2 separate regions of the Homo sapiens genome follow, and region 2 is linked to region 1. Evidence: chromatin loops called from intact Hi-C (ENCODE). Cell type or tissue: mammary epithelial cell. All regions are shown on one strand.

The links. A loop is a pair of places that touch in the nucleus more often than their neighbours do. Peaks named below come from ENCODE experiments on the same cell type or tissue, not always from the same donor. Only the 100,000 strongest peaks of a DNase experiment are listed, where the experiment ranks them.
Region 2: it touches region 1 in a loop (4-fold over the local background); 3 of 110 quality-filtered maps call a loop at or near these places.

Annotation. Positions count from the first base shown.
Region 1 is chr2:110,208,260-110,216,259 of GRCh38, forward strand. MTLN (mitoregulin) reads right to left here and starts at 4,288. Exons shown (of 2, transcript NM_001384134.1): 1 at 3,956-4,288; 2 at 3,270-3,363. The coding sequence starts at 4,266. The coding sequence ends at 4,096. RefSeq lists enhancers at 4,191-4,440, 4,541-4,590. In mammary epithelial cell, no CTCF peak of the experiment used is centred here; a DNase peak (open chromatin) is centred at 4,302; H3K4me3 peaks cover 1,308 bases; H3K27ac peaks cover 1,453 bases.
Region 2 is chr2:110,154,338-110,162,337 of GRCh38, forward strand. NPHP1 (nephrocystin 1) reads right to left here. Exons shown (of 20, transcript NM_001128178.3): 10 at 7,266-7,360; 11 at 5,790-5,918. Among named protein-coding and RNA genes, the nearest start is that of MALL, 43 kb to the left of the region's middle. In mammary epithelial cell, a CTCF peak has its summit at 3,021; DNase peaks (open chromatin) are centred at 2,364 and 3,014; H3K27ac peaks cover 1,206 bases.

The DNA of each region.
Region 1 (8,000 bases):
TGTATTAGAGAAGCAAGGGAAGGAGAATTTCAAGGGACAAAGTGGCCTCATCAAATACCCTCAAGGTAAAATGTGAGGATTCAGAAGAGCCATAGATATTAATGTTTCTGGAAGGTGCAGAGGGCAGATCACAGCAGACCAATGGGCAAAATATTTGGAAAGAAAATATTGGCAAATGATAACATCAACTAAAATAAATTTTAAGTCAAAATCCATGCATTTGTTAGCCAGGCATGGTGGCAGGCACCTGTTATCCCAGCTACTCGGGGAGGCTGAGGCACAAGAATCGCTTGAACCCGGGAGGCACAGGTTGCAGTGAGCCAACATCACACCACTGCACTCCAGCCTGGGGGACAGAGTGAGACTCCGTCTCAAAAAAAAAAAAAAAAAAAAAAAGAAAAGAAAAAATATGCATTTGTAAATAGAAAGCAGGCAGAGACTGCAGACGCAACAGAGATGATGTACTGGAGAACAAGAAAGGTCCTGAGGGAGATGCAGAATTCTGCAGAGGCCAAAGAGGAGACAGCCTTGGAAAGGGCCCGTGTGTCTTCTCTCCTGGTAAAGGAAACCTAATGAGACAGAGCTTCAAAAACAGTAGTTTTCAACCTCAGGTGACCATCACAATCACCTGAAGAACTAAAAATTCTAATACCCAGGCCATATTCCAAATGACATGAATCAAAATGTCTGGACAGTGGCATGCAAGAATTAGTATTTTTAAAGCTCCCTAGATGATTATAATGTGTAGCCCTGTTGAAAACTACTGCTCTAGACAAAACTATTGAGTAGGATGAAGGAATTCCCAGCTAACAGCCTTTATCTTCTCATATGGTTGATCTACTAGGAATGAAAGGCATCAAGAAAACTGGGAGTTTCAGGAACTCAGGTGCTAAGAAATGAGACAGATGCAGTCACAATAGAACGAATTTGTAGTGAGCCAAGTGAGAAAGGTGAAGTCTTTCTTTCAAGTTCAGTGGCTCAAAAGAGCAAAAGCAGTGGTGAAGGTAAATGTACAAGAAGGGATGGAGTCTAATCTGACCAGGGAGCCCAGGATGACTTATGAGGTTAACTGGAAGGGTGAGACAACTAATAGTCTCCAGAGTGGGCAGTTCTATAGGAGATGTAGAGGATGTAAGCTGTCCTAATGAGGTGGCGTTACCCCGAGACTAAACAGACAAGTACAATATAAAAAAGTCCAAGCCTGTTGATGATAAGGTCCGGAGTATGGCTGAAGCAATGTGGAATAGAACAGGTGGTCTGGGAAGCCCATATTGGGGGAGAAAAGGAGGCAGGGTAGGGTAGTAAAAGTGGGCCAAGACATGTAGATGCCATGACTAAATGGCAGTGAAAAATGGAGGTGGGGGAATATAGATTCAAGGAGTCAACAGTGTGTCATTTCCAAGTTATGACTGGCACTGACTCCTGGCTCCCAACTTTCCATTTCCAGTTTTGGCTAACGTAGGAAAAGTACTATCTCCACAGTATTTTGGGGGGGAAAAAACTACCACATTTAAGTAGAGCAAAGGTAGAAAAAGTGACAGAGGTAACGTCAAAGGTAACTGCCCACTACAGAACTGGGGAGTACAGTCACAGTGTAAAAAGGTAGTAAGCAGAAAACTAGAAAATTAGGAGCAGCACAGAGTGGCTAAAAATCCCATAAGGATATGGACAGGACTCGGAAGTAACACATGCCCAGAGGCAGGGATACCTAGAGGAGAGACAGGAGAGGGGCATGACTGTGTCAGGGTGCTGTACATAAGCAATGAGAAAGAAAGAATCAACATTGGAAGGACCAGGTCCACCAGGAACATGGCACAAGAATGGGTCCAAACAGGCAGAACTAGGCCAGTCACAATCCAGATGCTTAACCAGGCACATTCCAACAGTTTGGGGGTAATATGTCCCTCAAGAAACCTACCTTGTCTCAAAGAGTCTCAACTCTTGGAGCCTCAATTAGGGGTGGACACTAGGAAGCTTCAGCAAACTGCGGCCCAGATGGGACTGAGCTCCAGGAACCATTTCAATCCTTGACTACTACATTCGCAGAATGAAAACAAAGTTGGAGGTAATAAGGCATAATAGCCCCACTAAAATGGGGGGACGGTGGCGGGTGCTTCATGTGGAAACAACTTTCCTATGTTAACATGAGGTTGAGACACGGAATTAATCTTTGTAGGAATGAGCAAGGGTGGTGTTCTAGAAACACTCCTTGCAAATCAAAGGAACCAGGCACTCACTCTTGATTTTTAGATATAGGTAGGATTTATCACTAAGCTCTGTTCAGGAGGGTTTCTCCTTCATGTGTATTCCATAATGACACGTAAAAGAGATTTTTGCCAATAAAAACTTATACACTGGCCATGCACAGTGGCTCATGCCTGTAATCCCAGCACTTTCAGAGGCCAAGGCCGGTGGATCACCTGAGGTCAGGAGTTCGAGACCAGCCTGACCAGCATGATGAAACCCCATCTCTACTAAAAATACAAAAATTAGCCAGGCATAGTGGCACATGCCTGTAGTCCCAGCTACTTGGGAGGCTGAGACAGTAGAATTGCCTGAACCGAGGAGGCAGAGGTTGCAGTGAGCCGAGATTGTGCCATTGCACTCCAGCCTGGACAACAAGAGTGAAATTCTGTCTCAAATAAAAAAGAAAAAAGAAAAAACTTATACTCTGTACTTGGAACACACTGTTTCGTTTTGGGTTGAGACAGGGTCTCGCTCTGTCATCCAGGCTGGAGTGCAGTGGTGAGATCACAGCTCACTGCAACCTTAACCTCCTAGGCTCAGGTGATCCTCCTGCCTCAGCCTCTGGTTTACAAATTAGCTGGACTCACAGGTGTGTGCCACCACGGCCAGCTAATTTGTAAGTTATTTGTAGAGACTGGGTCTCCCCATGTTGCCCTGGCTGGTCTCCAACTCCTGGGCTCAAGTGGTCCTCCCACCTCAACCTCCTAAAGTGCTGGGATTATAGGCCTGAGCAGGGCCAAGGAATACACTGTTACTCTTGGAAGTTCAAAGGTCTTACATATAGCACCCTTACCTCAGTTATGTTTACACAGCCCCCTGCTTTCCAAAAAGTTCGGTAAAAGAACCCATAATGGTCCCACGGCCAAGTCTGCTTTGTGCCTGTACCAAAGAAGGGGCACGAGTTACATAACACATCTGCTCAAAAACACTAGTAAGTCAGTTTTGAAAATGCAGATCTCTTGATGCAGTAAGGTGCAAGAAAAACATGATACTTCCCCTTATGAAAAAATAAAAGGGTCAAAGATGTTTAATTTTTTTATTTTAAAAATAAAATTGATTCATAAAGTGCAAGAAGAAGTCATTTCTTTCCGGTAGTCTATATGCATCTTCAACAAGCTGTTAGAAACAGAAAAGAGAAAAAAATTAGAAATACACAATCTGAAACTTCAAGCCGTACTGTGGTATTAAACCATGAACCATAAGATCTGGTTTACGACAAGAAAACTGAGGTCCTGAAAATTGATCATGCACAGCTCTTCTGAAGAGCTAAGACTGGATGCAAGGTTCCTGACTTCCAGGCCACTGCTCTTTCCACTTTACCAGGCTGCCAACAACCTAAGAATTCAGTTTGGAGTTTACAATCGCCAAGGCGAAGATGTGCTAACAAGGATGTTACTGAAAAGAATTGGGGGTGGCAAGATCACCTCCCTGGTTCTTTTTTTCTTTTGTTCTTTCCAGTATTTTCTATACTGATGTTTAATGTTGTCAGGATGAACGACGACATAGCACGTTGGTAAGACATTCTCATTAAACACCCAGTGAACCAAACCAAGATACCGAAGAGCAAGTTATCAGGGAAGACAAAACTTCCACCTTCTGGTGTCTGTGGGAACAAGTCCTGTCTTCTGCGACCTAGCCAGAGTTGATCCTAAGATATCCGCCCGACCCCAAAGTCTCCCTTTGCAATGTCACTATGTGTACTGCTCACCAACACTCCAGGAAGAGCCGGCCATGGCAGGCGGGGACTGTGTGGCAAGCCTGGTTCTGGGCGCCGGCGGACCGGGGCTCCGGCGCGGACATGGCAAGGTGGCCATGAGGGGGACAGAATGGGGCGGAAGGCGCAGAGTCTCAGGCCAGGTCCAGCTTCTTCTGCGTCGCCGCCAGCTTGTCCTGCAGCCTCCTTTTCCTCCAGTCCAAGTAGCGCCTCCGCAGTCGGTTCGCCTGCCAGCCCAGGAGTACTCCAGAAGCGAAGGCTACTAGCACGGACAACTGCAGTGTCCTCTCTGACACATCCGCCATGGCTGCCGCCGGCGTGCAGCGCGGTCTACGGCGCGGCGGCGGGGTCAAAAGGCGCCGCGCGTTCAAGGGTGGGGCGTGAGACAAAAATGAAGCGAAGGCGGCGAGGCGTTGGATCTCTCGAAACTCACTAATAGTCCCATCTGTCTCGCCTTCAACTGAAGACTTTCCCAGGCTTTGGACGACCCCACCTTCCACTTTCCTGAACCCCCACATTTCTTGTTGATGCCTTACATCATTAGCTAACATTGGGGGCGTATCTTGCTCACCCGACTGTAAGCTCTTCACCGCTCTGTATTTTCTCTCAGCAATAGAATGGGAGTGACTGGCGTAACTTTAAATTTTCTGGTAACCTGTTTTTTAAAAAATAAAAACAAAAACATGGAATTGTTTTTAATAATATATTTACTTATCCCAACATATAGGGGATGTTATCATTTCAACATGTAACTCGTTTTTAAATTATTAAGGAGATGCTTTATTTTTTTCATACCAAGTCTTTGAAAACTGGTCTGTATTTTACAGCGAAAGGCACATCTCAATTTGAACACTGAATTTTCAATGGAGATACCTATCAGTGTCTAGATTTCATAAAATGTACAGTTGAAAAAGTAGATTTATATACCCAAGCTGTTCTAAAAACACAAACATTTTTCCAATAACCGAATGGAGTACCAATTTAAATTTAAATTCATTAAAATTTTTTAAAAATTATAAACTCAGTTCTTCAGTCACACTAGCCATATATGGGACCAGTGGCTACCATATTGGACAACCCAGGTCTGGGGGTCATGCTGTACCAGAACTAACGTGGGGTCAAAATTGTTGGGATAGGAAACAAACAAACACATTTCTAATGATGAAAGTCATTTTGACACCCCCCCACCATGACTTCCACCTCCTAGTGTTCAGGCCTTTGTGTAATCCACTCCCCTTGAGTGTGGGTGTGACCTGTGACTTGCTTCTAACTAATATAATAAAGCAAAGGGGATGAGGATGTCACTCCTGTGATTACTACGTATATTAATCTGTTCTCACACTGCTCATAAAGACATACATGAGACTGAGTAATTTATAAAGGAAAGAAGTTTAATTGACTCACAGTTCCACATGGCTGGGGAGGCCTCACAATCATGGCAGAAGACAAAGGAGGAGCAAAGGCACATCTTACATGGCAGCAGGCAAGAGAGCCTGTGCAGGGGAACTTCCCTTTATAAAACCATCAGATCTCATGGGTCATATTCACTACCACGAGAACAGCACGGGAAAGACCCACCCTCATGATTCAATTACCTCCCACTGGGTCCCTCCCATGACATGTGGGAATTATGGGAGCTACAATTCAAGATTTGGGTGGGCACACAGCCAAAACATGTCACTGTGTATATAACATTTTTTAGCAAGTTAAAGACTCTCCTGTGGCTTGATGAAGTGGACGTGCTGGAGAAGCTCACAGAACAAAGAACTGCAGTGGCCTCTAGGAAAAGCCTCCAGCCAACAGCCAGCAAAAATCTGGAACCCTCAGTCCCAAAACCACAAGGAAATGAACTCTGCCCACAACCTGAATGAGCTTGGAAGCAGATTCTTCCCCATTTGAGCCTCCAGATGAAAACACAGCCTTACACATTGATTGCAGTCTTGTGAGATTATAACAGAGGACCCAGCTTAATTGTGCTTGGATTCCCGATCCATGGAAAATGTGAGATAATAAATGTGTATTGTTTTAAGTGACTACATTTGTGGTAATCTGTTACATGGTGTAAGATATGGGACAAAACAGAGTGTTTTTCCCACCTTAACTCTCAATACAGACCACCTCTGTTCACTAAACAATACATTCAATACTCTGACACCAGAGTTGGGGTGAGGGAGACCTTTTTCCTATACACCAATGAATTCTGCAGCAGACAACAACTGGGTGTCCTCTAATTCAATTTAATTTTGACACTTACCTACCTGGATGTAGCATCAGCCTCCATAGGTTGAGGGCTCAGTCCCATAAGACTTCTTCCTACTTCCAATGCCAGTCACAAATAGCAGGTTGTCACCTATACCTCTGAAGAACTGGCTATAAATCAGGAATTCCAACAACCCCCTCCTTAGGTTTGATTAATTTTCTAGAACTGCTCAGAGAACTCAGATAAACACTTTACTTACTTTTACCCACTTATTATAAAGGATATTACAAAGGATACAGTTAAACAGCCAGGTGGAATAGATGGATAGTGTAAGGCATATAGGAAAGGGCATGGAGCTTCCATACCCTGTTTAGGACCACCATCCTCCAGGAACTTCCACATGTTTAGCTATCCAGAAGCTCAATCAAACCCAATCCTTTTGGTTTTTACGGAAGCTTCATTACATAGGCATAACTGATTACATCATTGGCCATTGGTGATCAAATTAACCTTCAGGTCCTTTCTCCTCCCTGGAAGCTGGAGAGTAGGGCTGAAAGTCAAATCATGCCCTGGCATTTCCTGTGGCCAGTCCCTGTCCTAGGGACCTGCAGTCATCTCATTAGCATACAAAAGTCATTCTTATCAATCACTTGAGATTCCAAGGATTTTAGGAGCTGTATGCCAGGAAACAAGAATGAAGACCATACACACACACACACACACACACACACACACATATATTCACAATATCACACACAGTAATAGAAAATGAATAAAGTCCTGAAAGGAAGGTCAGCAAGTGGAGCCTGAACTCAGCCTCTCTGCAGAGATCAGCAAATGGACTTTCATACTTGAGGCAAAACGTATCTTAGGAGGGAGATGATAAGGACAGTGTTGGGTCCAATGTGAATTCACATCTGCCACACTTAATGTTCATTTACTCAACAAATATTTATTGAACGCTGCAGTAGGCATTGGGAATGTAAAGGTGAATACAACACAAGGTCTGCCCTTAGCTTAGCACAAAGTAGAAGAGGTAGAAAAGAAATTTATGACACAGTGTGATGAGTTGGAATATGTGTGTAAGCATGTTGCTTAGACTTAAAAAAAGAAGAAAAAATCCTCATCATTTTAGTTTGTGAAAGCAAAACAAAACAAAACCCTCAGACATTCTTTCTCTTAAAATCCATCCAATCTCTCAGCCAATCCTGTTGGTTCTATTTTTAAAACATAGCCAGAATGAAATCGCTTCTTACCACTCTACTGCTTCCAACAGGTCCAAGCTGCCATCGCCTCTTTTCTGAGTGATTGCAATAGCCCTATCAGGTTTCCATGCTTCTATATCTGTCCACCACATTCTCTTCTCAATACAGCAGCCAGAATGGGCCTTTGAAATCAGAAAAAGTTGAATCATGTCACTTGTGAAAGTTGATCGTACCATTTGGGTCATTCTTGTCATACCCAATTAAAATAGATTTGAGAGGGCAGAGGGTAAGGCACTTAGGACACGAAACATTGCTCCAAGAATGTAAAAATTCTCTGCAAGCCTGGCTGCTGAAACTACCTGCTATAACCTGAAACCAGTCCTATCTATAGCTACTGAAACAATCTCCCAAAACTCTAAGAATAGTTTAACCCATTGCTGTCACTTACCAATCAAAACTTGTCAGCTCCTCAAAACCTTACTAGTGCCAATGAACTTCCTGAGAGCAAAACATAACATTTCTCTTTTTACAATGAAACCTCTAAGCTTCTCTTTGTTCTGCAGACATACCGAAGACCACCCAGTCTGCATGTATGTCCCAAGTTGCAATTCTTTCTTTCCAAATAAGATTTCCA
Region 2 (8,000 bases), 54 kb before region 1:
GGTATGTCTTTATCAGCAGCATGAGAATGAACTAATACAGTAAATTGGGACCAGGAGTAGGGTGTTGCTGAAAAGATATCCAAAAATATGGAAGCAACTTTGGAACTGGGTAACAGGCAGAGGTTGGAACAGTTTGGAGGGCTCAGAAGAAGATAGGAAAATGTGGGAAAGTTTGGAATCTCCTAGAAACTTGCTGAATGGCTTTTTGACAAAAATGCTGATAGTGATATGAACAATAAGGTCCAGGCTGAGGTAGTCTCTGATGGAGATGAGGAACTTGTTGGGCACTGGAGAAAAGGTGACTCTTGTTATGTTTTAGTGAAGAGACTGGTGGCATTTTGCCCCTGCCCTAGAGATTTGTGGAACTCTGAACTTCAGAGAGATGATTTAGGGTATCTGTTGGAAGAAATTTCTAAGTAGCAAAGCACTCAAGACATGACTTGGGTGCTGTTAAAGGCATTGTTTCATAAGGGAAGTGGAGCATAAAGGTTTGGAAAGTTTGCAACCTGACAATGCGATAGAAAAGAAAATCACATTTTCTGAGGAGAAATTCAAGCCGGCTGCAGAAATTCGCATAGGTAACAAGGAGCCAAATGTTACTCCCCAAGACAATGTGAAAAATGTCTCCAGAGGATGTCAGAGGTCTTCACAGCAGCCCCTCCCATCACAGGCCAGGAGGCCTAGGAGGAAAAAATGGTTTCATGGGCCAGGCCGAGGGTCCCCATGCTGTGTGTAGTCTAGGGACTTGGTGCCCTGTGTCCCAGCCACTCCAGCTGTGACTAAAAGGGGCCAAGATAAGCTCAGGCTGTGGCTTCAGAGGGTGCAAGCCCAAACTCTTGGCAGCTTCCATGTGGTATTGAGCCTGCAGGTGCCCAGAAGTCAAGAATTGAGGTTTGGGAACCTCTGCCTAGATTTCAAGAGGATGTATGATATGTCTGAATGTCCAGTCATAAGTTTGCTGCAGGGGCGGGGCTCTCATGGAGAATCTCTGCTAGGGAAGTGCGAAAGGGAAATGTGGGGTTGGAGCCCCCTCACACAGAGTCCCTCCTGGGGCACCACCTAGTGGAGCTGTGAGAAGAGGGCCACCATCTTCCAGACCCCAGAACAGTAGCTCCACCAACAGCTTGCACCGTGCTGCTGGAAAAGCTGCAGACACTCAGTGCCAGCCCATGAAAGCAGCCAGGAGTGGGGTTATACCCTGCAAAACAACAGGGGCTGAGCTGCCCAAGACCATGTGAACCCACCTCTTACATCAGCGTGACCTGGATGTGAGACATGGAGTCAAAGGAGATCATTTTGGAGCTTTAAAATTTGACTGTCCAGCTGGATTTTGGACTTGCATGGGGCCTGTAGCCTCTTTGTTTTGGCCAGTTTATCCCATTTGGAATGGCTGCATTTACCCAATGCCTGTACCTCCATTGTATCTGGAAAATAACTAGCTTGCTTTTGATTTTACAGGCTCATAGGCAGAAGAGACTTGCCTTATCTTAGATGAGATGTTGGGACTGTGAACTTTGAGTTAATGCTGAAATGAGTTAAGACTTTGGGGGACTGTTGAGAAGGCATGATAGGTTTGGAAATGTGAGGACATGAGATTTGGAAGGGACTAGGGGAGGAATGATATGGTTTGGCTGTGTCCTCACCCAGATCTCATCTTGACTTGTAACTCCCTCAATTCTCACATGTCGTGGGAGGAAACCAGTAGGAAGTGATTGAATTATGGAGGCAGGTCTTTCTTTTTTTTTTTTTTTGAGACAAGAGTCTCAGTCTGTAGTCCAGGCTGGAGTGTAGTGACATGATCTCGGCTCACTGCAACCTCCACCTCCCAGGTCCCGGTTCAAGCAATTCTCCTGCCTCAGCCTCCTGAGTAGCTGGGATTACAGGCACATGCCACCATGGGGGCAGGTCTTTCTTGCACTGTTCTCATGATGGTGAATGATTCTCATGAGATCTGATGGTTTTAAAAATGGGAGTTTTCCCTGCACAATCTCTGTTCTCTTGTCTGCCACCATGTGAGATGTGCCTTTCACCTTCTGCCATGATTGTGAGGCCTCCTCAGCCATGCGGAACTGTAAGTCCAATAAACCTTTCTTTTGTAATTTGCCCTTTCTTGGGTATGTCTTTATCAGCAGCGTGAGAACAAACTAATACAGGAAGATAGGAAAAAGAAAAGAGACAAACAAAAAAGAGAGAAAACAAAGAGAAAAAAAATAAATCAGTGGACTAAAGGCTTGAGGCTCCTCTCCAGTGTCTGCCTGCTTCTGAATGCTCTGCAGTGCCTTCAGGTAGTTGCTTTTTACTTTGCCCAGAGTTTACAATTACCCTCTCTGGGTGGGGTGGTCCAAGAGGAGCTGACTCAAACATTACTGGAAGTTGTGTCTCATTAGTTAGTTTTGGCAACAATGCCTTTGGTTTTGTGTGTGTGTATGTGTTTTGGTTTCTGTTTTTTTTTTTTTTTGAGACAGAGTTTCTCTCTGTCACCAGGCTGGAGTGCAGTGGCGCAATCTTGGCTCACTGCAACCTCTGCCTCCTGGGTTCAAGTGATTCTCCTGCCTCAGCCTCCCAAGTAGCTGGGACTACAGGCACACGCCACCACGTCCAGCTAATTTTTGTATTTTTAGTAGAGACGCGGTTTCATCATGTTGGCCAGGATGGTCTAGATCTCTTGACCATGTGCTCTGCCCGCCTCGGCCTCCCAAAGTGCGGGGATTACAGGCGTGAGCCACTGCGCCCAGCCCAATGCTTTTTATTCATAACTAGGCTTAGATTTATTAAAGAAGCACTCTTACATAAACAGCACGAGTATCTGTGCAGCTATTAAATATGTTCCATAACTCTCAATTTGGAAATCTCACATAAATTTCTTTCATAAAGTAAATTTCATTATTTTGATATATTATTGAAAATAAAATTCCATTCCTTTTTATGTTCTTATATATGAGAACACAGAGAGGTACAGGAAAAAGTATCAAACCAGATGTATGAAACAGAAACCAATTCAGCTCTTGGTCACTGAGGACACCTACTGGCTCATTTGTGGCAGTGATTTTGTGCAGAATGTATTATGGAAGTGAGGGAGGATTACCGTCATAACATAAGTTCATTTCTTTACCCCAAGTTCAGATGAAATAAAGGCATTTTCTTCATGCTGGGGGTTAGCAGTATACTCAGCATGTGCAAAACCAAGCCCATGTCAACTCCTCCAAACGTGGTCCTCTTCCAGTGTTCCCCATCTCATTGAATGTTGCCACCATCCATCCAGATGCGGAAGTCAGAGACTAGGTGTCATGCCTATACCCCACTCCTCCTCTCTCCTCCATATCCAGTCCATCACCAAGCTTCGTTGATTTTTACTCCCAGATATCTCTATCCACATCTCTCATCTCCACCTCCACCTCTCTAAGTTATCATCACCACCTCTCATCCAGACACTCTTTGAAAGAACTATGTTCTTTCCATGTATAACATCACTCTGATAACTTCCCTTACATTAACTCATTTAATTTCACATTGACCGTTATCAGCTCAAGCAGCACTGTCTTCTCAGGAAGGAGCTTTGACTGTAGATTTGAGAATTCTTTTCTAACATAAGCATCTAGTGCTATAAATGTCCCTCTAAGCAATGCTTTAGCTAACATTCCACAAATTATGATATGTTGCATTTTCATTTTTTGTTCAGTTCAAAATATTTTCTAATTTCCCATGAAATTTCCTTTTAACCCTTTGATTATTTAGAAGTAGTTTTTAAATTTACAAGTATTTAAGTATTTTTCCATTTATCTTCCTGTTACTGATTTCAAATTTAATTCCATGTAATCAAGGACCATATATTATATGATTCCAATTCTTTTCAATTTGTCTAGGTTTGTTTTCTGACCCAGGACCGTCTATATTGGTGACTATTCCATATGTACTTAAGAGAAAGTGTATTTTACTATTTTGAGGTGAAGTGTTATGTGAATATCAATCTAATCCAGTTTGTTGATATGTTATACAGTTCTCTTACATCCTTACTAATTTTCTGTCTGCTTGTCCTATATTACTGAGAGAGAAGTGTTAAACTCCCCAACTATAATAGAGGCCCCAACTATAATTGTGACTTTGTCGGTTTCTCTTTTCAGTTCTAACCATTTTTATTTCTTGTGTGTTAAATTTCAGATGTTAGGTATGTACCCACTTAGGATTACTATGTCTTCTTGGTGAACGATCTCTTTTATCACTATGTAGTGCCTGAAGTCTACTTTGAATGGTATATCTTTTCTCATCCTTTTTTTCTCTTAAGCTACCTATAGCATAATATTTAAGGTGGGCTTCTTATATATAACATATAGGTCAGTCTCTCTCACTGTGGTTTTCATTTGCATTTCCCTGATGACTTCTTACATGTTGACTATCTTTTTATACTTCTAGTGGTTTTTGATACTTCTTTTTTGAAGAGGCTATTCAAGTCTTTTGTCCCTTTAGAAAACTGAGTTATCTTTTTATTTCTTGGATATCTTTGACTTGTTCCTGGTCTTAGGAAAAAAGTGTTCAGTATTTCACTGTTAAGTAAGATAATGCTAGTTTTAGGTTTTTTCTTGTTGCATTTTGCAATTTGAGGACTCTCCCTTCTATTCCTAGTTTGTAGATAATTTTTTAAAAATCATAAATGGGTGTTGAAATTTGTCAAATGTTTTTTCCTTACCTCTTAAGATGATCATATGATTTTTCTTATGGCAAATTATAATGATTGATTTTCAAATGTTAAATGTGATTACCCAGGAATGTACATTTGAATTCCTGAAATAAACCCCAATTGGTTATGACATAATGTCCTTTTTATATATTGCTAGATTCAATTTAATAATATTTTGTTTAGAATTTTACTTTCTATATCTATGAAGGATACTGTCTGGTAATTTTCCTTTCTTGTAATGTCTTGTCATATTCTGGGGTCATGTTTTTTCTGGCCTTATGAAATAAGTTGGGAAACATTTCTCCTTCATCTGTTCCTTGGAAGAATTTGTATAAGATTGGTATTATTTCTTCTTTAAATGTTTGAAGAAATTCACAGGTGAAGCCACCTAGGCCTGAAGTTTTCTTTGTGGCAAGATTTTTTTTTAATTATAGGTTTAATATCTTTACCAGAGGTTATTCACATTTTCTATTTCTTCTTATGCCAGTTTCAGTAAATTATGGTTCTCCAGGAATTTATCTATTTCATCAATGTTGTCAAATTTACTGGTATAAAGCTGTTTATAATATCTCCTTATTGGCCTCTTAATGTCTGAAGGATCTGTGATAATGTCTCTATTTCCATGTCAGATGTTAATAGTTTGTTTTCTTTTACTTTTTAAAAAAGTCTTAATAGTCTCACTATGCATCTTTCAGTTTTATTAATGTTTTCAAAGAATCAACTTTTGTCTTTTTTAAAATTTTCTCTTTGGTCCATCTGTTTTCTATTTCATTAATTTCTACTCTTATCTGTATTATTTCCCACTTTCTACTTTCTTCAGGTTTAACTCACTCTTCTTTTTCTAGCCTCTTGATTTGCTAGCTTAGATCACTGACTTTAAATCTTTTATCTTTTTTTTAATATACACAATTAAAACTATAAATTTCCATCTAAGTACTGTTTAACCTGTATCTCATTTAAAAAATGAATTTTTCAAAGAGTCATTCAAATTTTTCTTTGGTACTAGGTAAAAAATACTCTCTTGGGAATTGGGGAGGAGTTGAATGGAAAAGAATCTAAGGGAATGTTTCTCCATAATCCTAGTATGAATTGATTTACTTCTCAGTAACCTTACCTTATTACCATCAAATAGACAGAGGCGTACATGTCTGCTGAGAACCTGTATGCTCATTCCTGGAAGAGGAATCATTTTACAGCTCCATAATGTCAGAATCAATGAAATACGACTTGGTCTCGACCTAATCTGAAAGAAAAATTAGTTATAAAAAAGTTTATTTTTATGATTTCTAACACAAATCTGTCTTTTGTGAATTCGGCTTATGAAAATGTATACAGAATTTTTAAAAAAGAAAAAATTTACACATATACAATAAAAGTTTCAATACTCTGTTCATTGAAAATTAAATCAGTCATTTTAGGTAAATTTTTCATAGAGTTACATTTGAAATATTGCATTTTTCTTAAATACTTAAAAGCTGTGATGAAAGGAACAATAAATATTGGCAGGCAAAATGTATATGATCTATGACTATAGAATCACTGTATTCCAGTCCCGGTTCACTCCTACAGAATGTGGGTAAGTGCAGAAGGCTAACGCAGCATAAAACCAATGCCACCTGGCATTAAGATTATCCCCACTATTTTTTATTCCAAGCAATTATCTGCATAGTTCCTTAGTTTCTTAATAGGTGTTTTAACAGAGAGAATGCACTATCTGATATATTTATTCAGATCTGCTTCATAGGTATAATTCAGATTGTGAGTAAATAAATTGGCATTCTGATTTTTTATTTTTTAAGAACAGCTTCAATTCATTAAACTTTACATTCTGCTTTACGGTCATAAGCCTTTTCATTTAAATAACTTATATTAGACTGGGACTGGTGGCTCACACTTGTAATCCTAGCACTTTGGGAGGGATAGGAGGGCAGATTGCTTGAGCTCAGGAGTTTGAGACCAGCCTGGCAACGTGGCAAAACCCCATCTTTACAAAAAATACAAAAATTACCTGGGCATGGTGGTGTAGGCCTGTGGCCCCAGCTACTCAGGAAGCTGAAGTGGGAGGGTCGCTTGAGCCCAGGAATTTGAGGTTACAGTGAGCCATGATCACACCACTGCCCTCTAGCCTGGGTGACAGAGGGAGACCCTGTCTCAAAAATACTACTACTACTGCTACTACTACTATAAATGATAATAATGGCTAACATCTATTGAGTTCTTTTCATATGCCAGGCATTATTCAAAACCCTTCACACACATAATTATCAAAATAACTTTATGTTGGAAGCATTACTATTACTCCATCTTTACAGATGAAGAAATTGAGGCAAAGAATGATTAAGATAGAAACCTAGTATTATTTCCTTTCTAACAATGAGAGAAGAGTGCAATGGAGAAGAGAAACAAGATAAAGTCAAGGTAGCAAGTCCAAATTCTGCCTTAGTTATAAAAATATCGCTATTTTCAAAATTATCATAAACAATTTTTTTGTTTTTTATAATTCATTAGTCAATTAACATGTTGTTTGTCTAATTGCAACTATGACAAAATCTGGAAGAGTTACACTTTTACTGATAGTAACTATACTTACAGTGCCTTCTGTAGCATCCCACATCAGATCTCTGAAGGCCAGTTGTGAAGGCATGAGCTCTGGTTGTAAGAAGTAATTTGCTCGAAATTGATTCCCTGAAAAAATCATTTTTTCTTCATTTTCTTACAAAGAAAGAAACTCCAAATCAAAAATCCATAATGTTATGCTATGAACTAGAGTACAGGCACTTCCAAAATGCCACGCTGCTTACTAAGAACTTGCTTTCCAAAATAGAAGCGCCAATATAGATTTATGGATAAAAACAGCAGTACAAAACTTACAGATACAAACACATAAAAGATCATCTTAAAGCACCTTTAAGAAAGACTTTTAGGCCAATAATATGCCCCATGATGACAAGGATTCATTCAAATATTTTTGTAAAATGCAGAAATCTATGAGCACTTTTTGGAGACTTCAGAAAAAACAAAGTCGTTAGTTTTACTTCTTAACACAAAAGCATTTTATGCTCTTCCTCCATGCTTTAGTCATGAATAATACTTTTAATAACATCATTTATCCATTCGAGAAATAATTTTTGAGCTTCTACTCTTGCCAGATGCTACACCAGGTTCTAGAAATACAAAGATAAATCAGAGATATGTCCCCTGCCCTCCATAGTTTACAGTTGAATGGGAGGAAAATTTTCTTAGAAAATAAGTAGACAAGCAAATAAATAAAATAATTATTAGGGGACATAGAGCTATAAAGGGTGTTCACATGAATGGGAGTAAG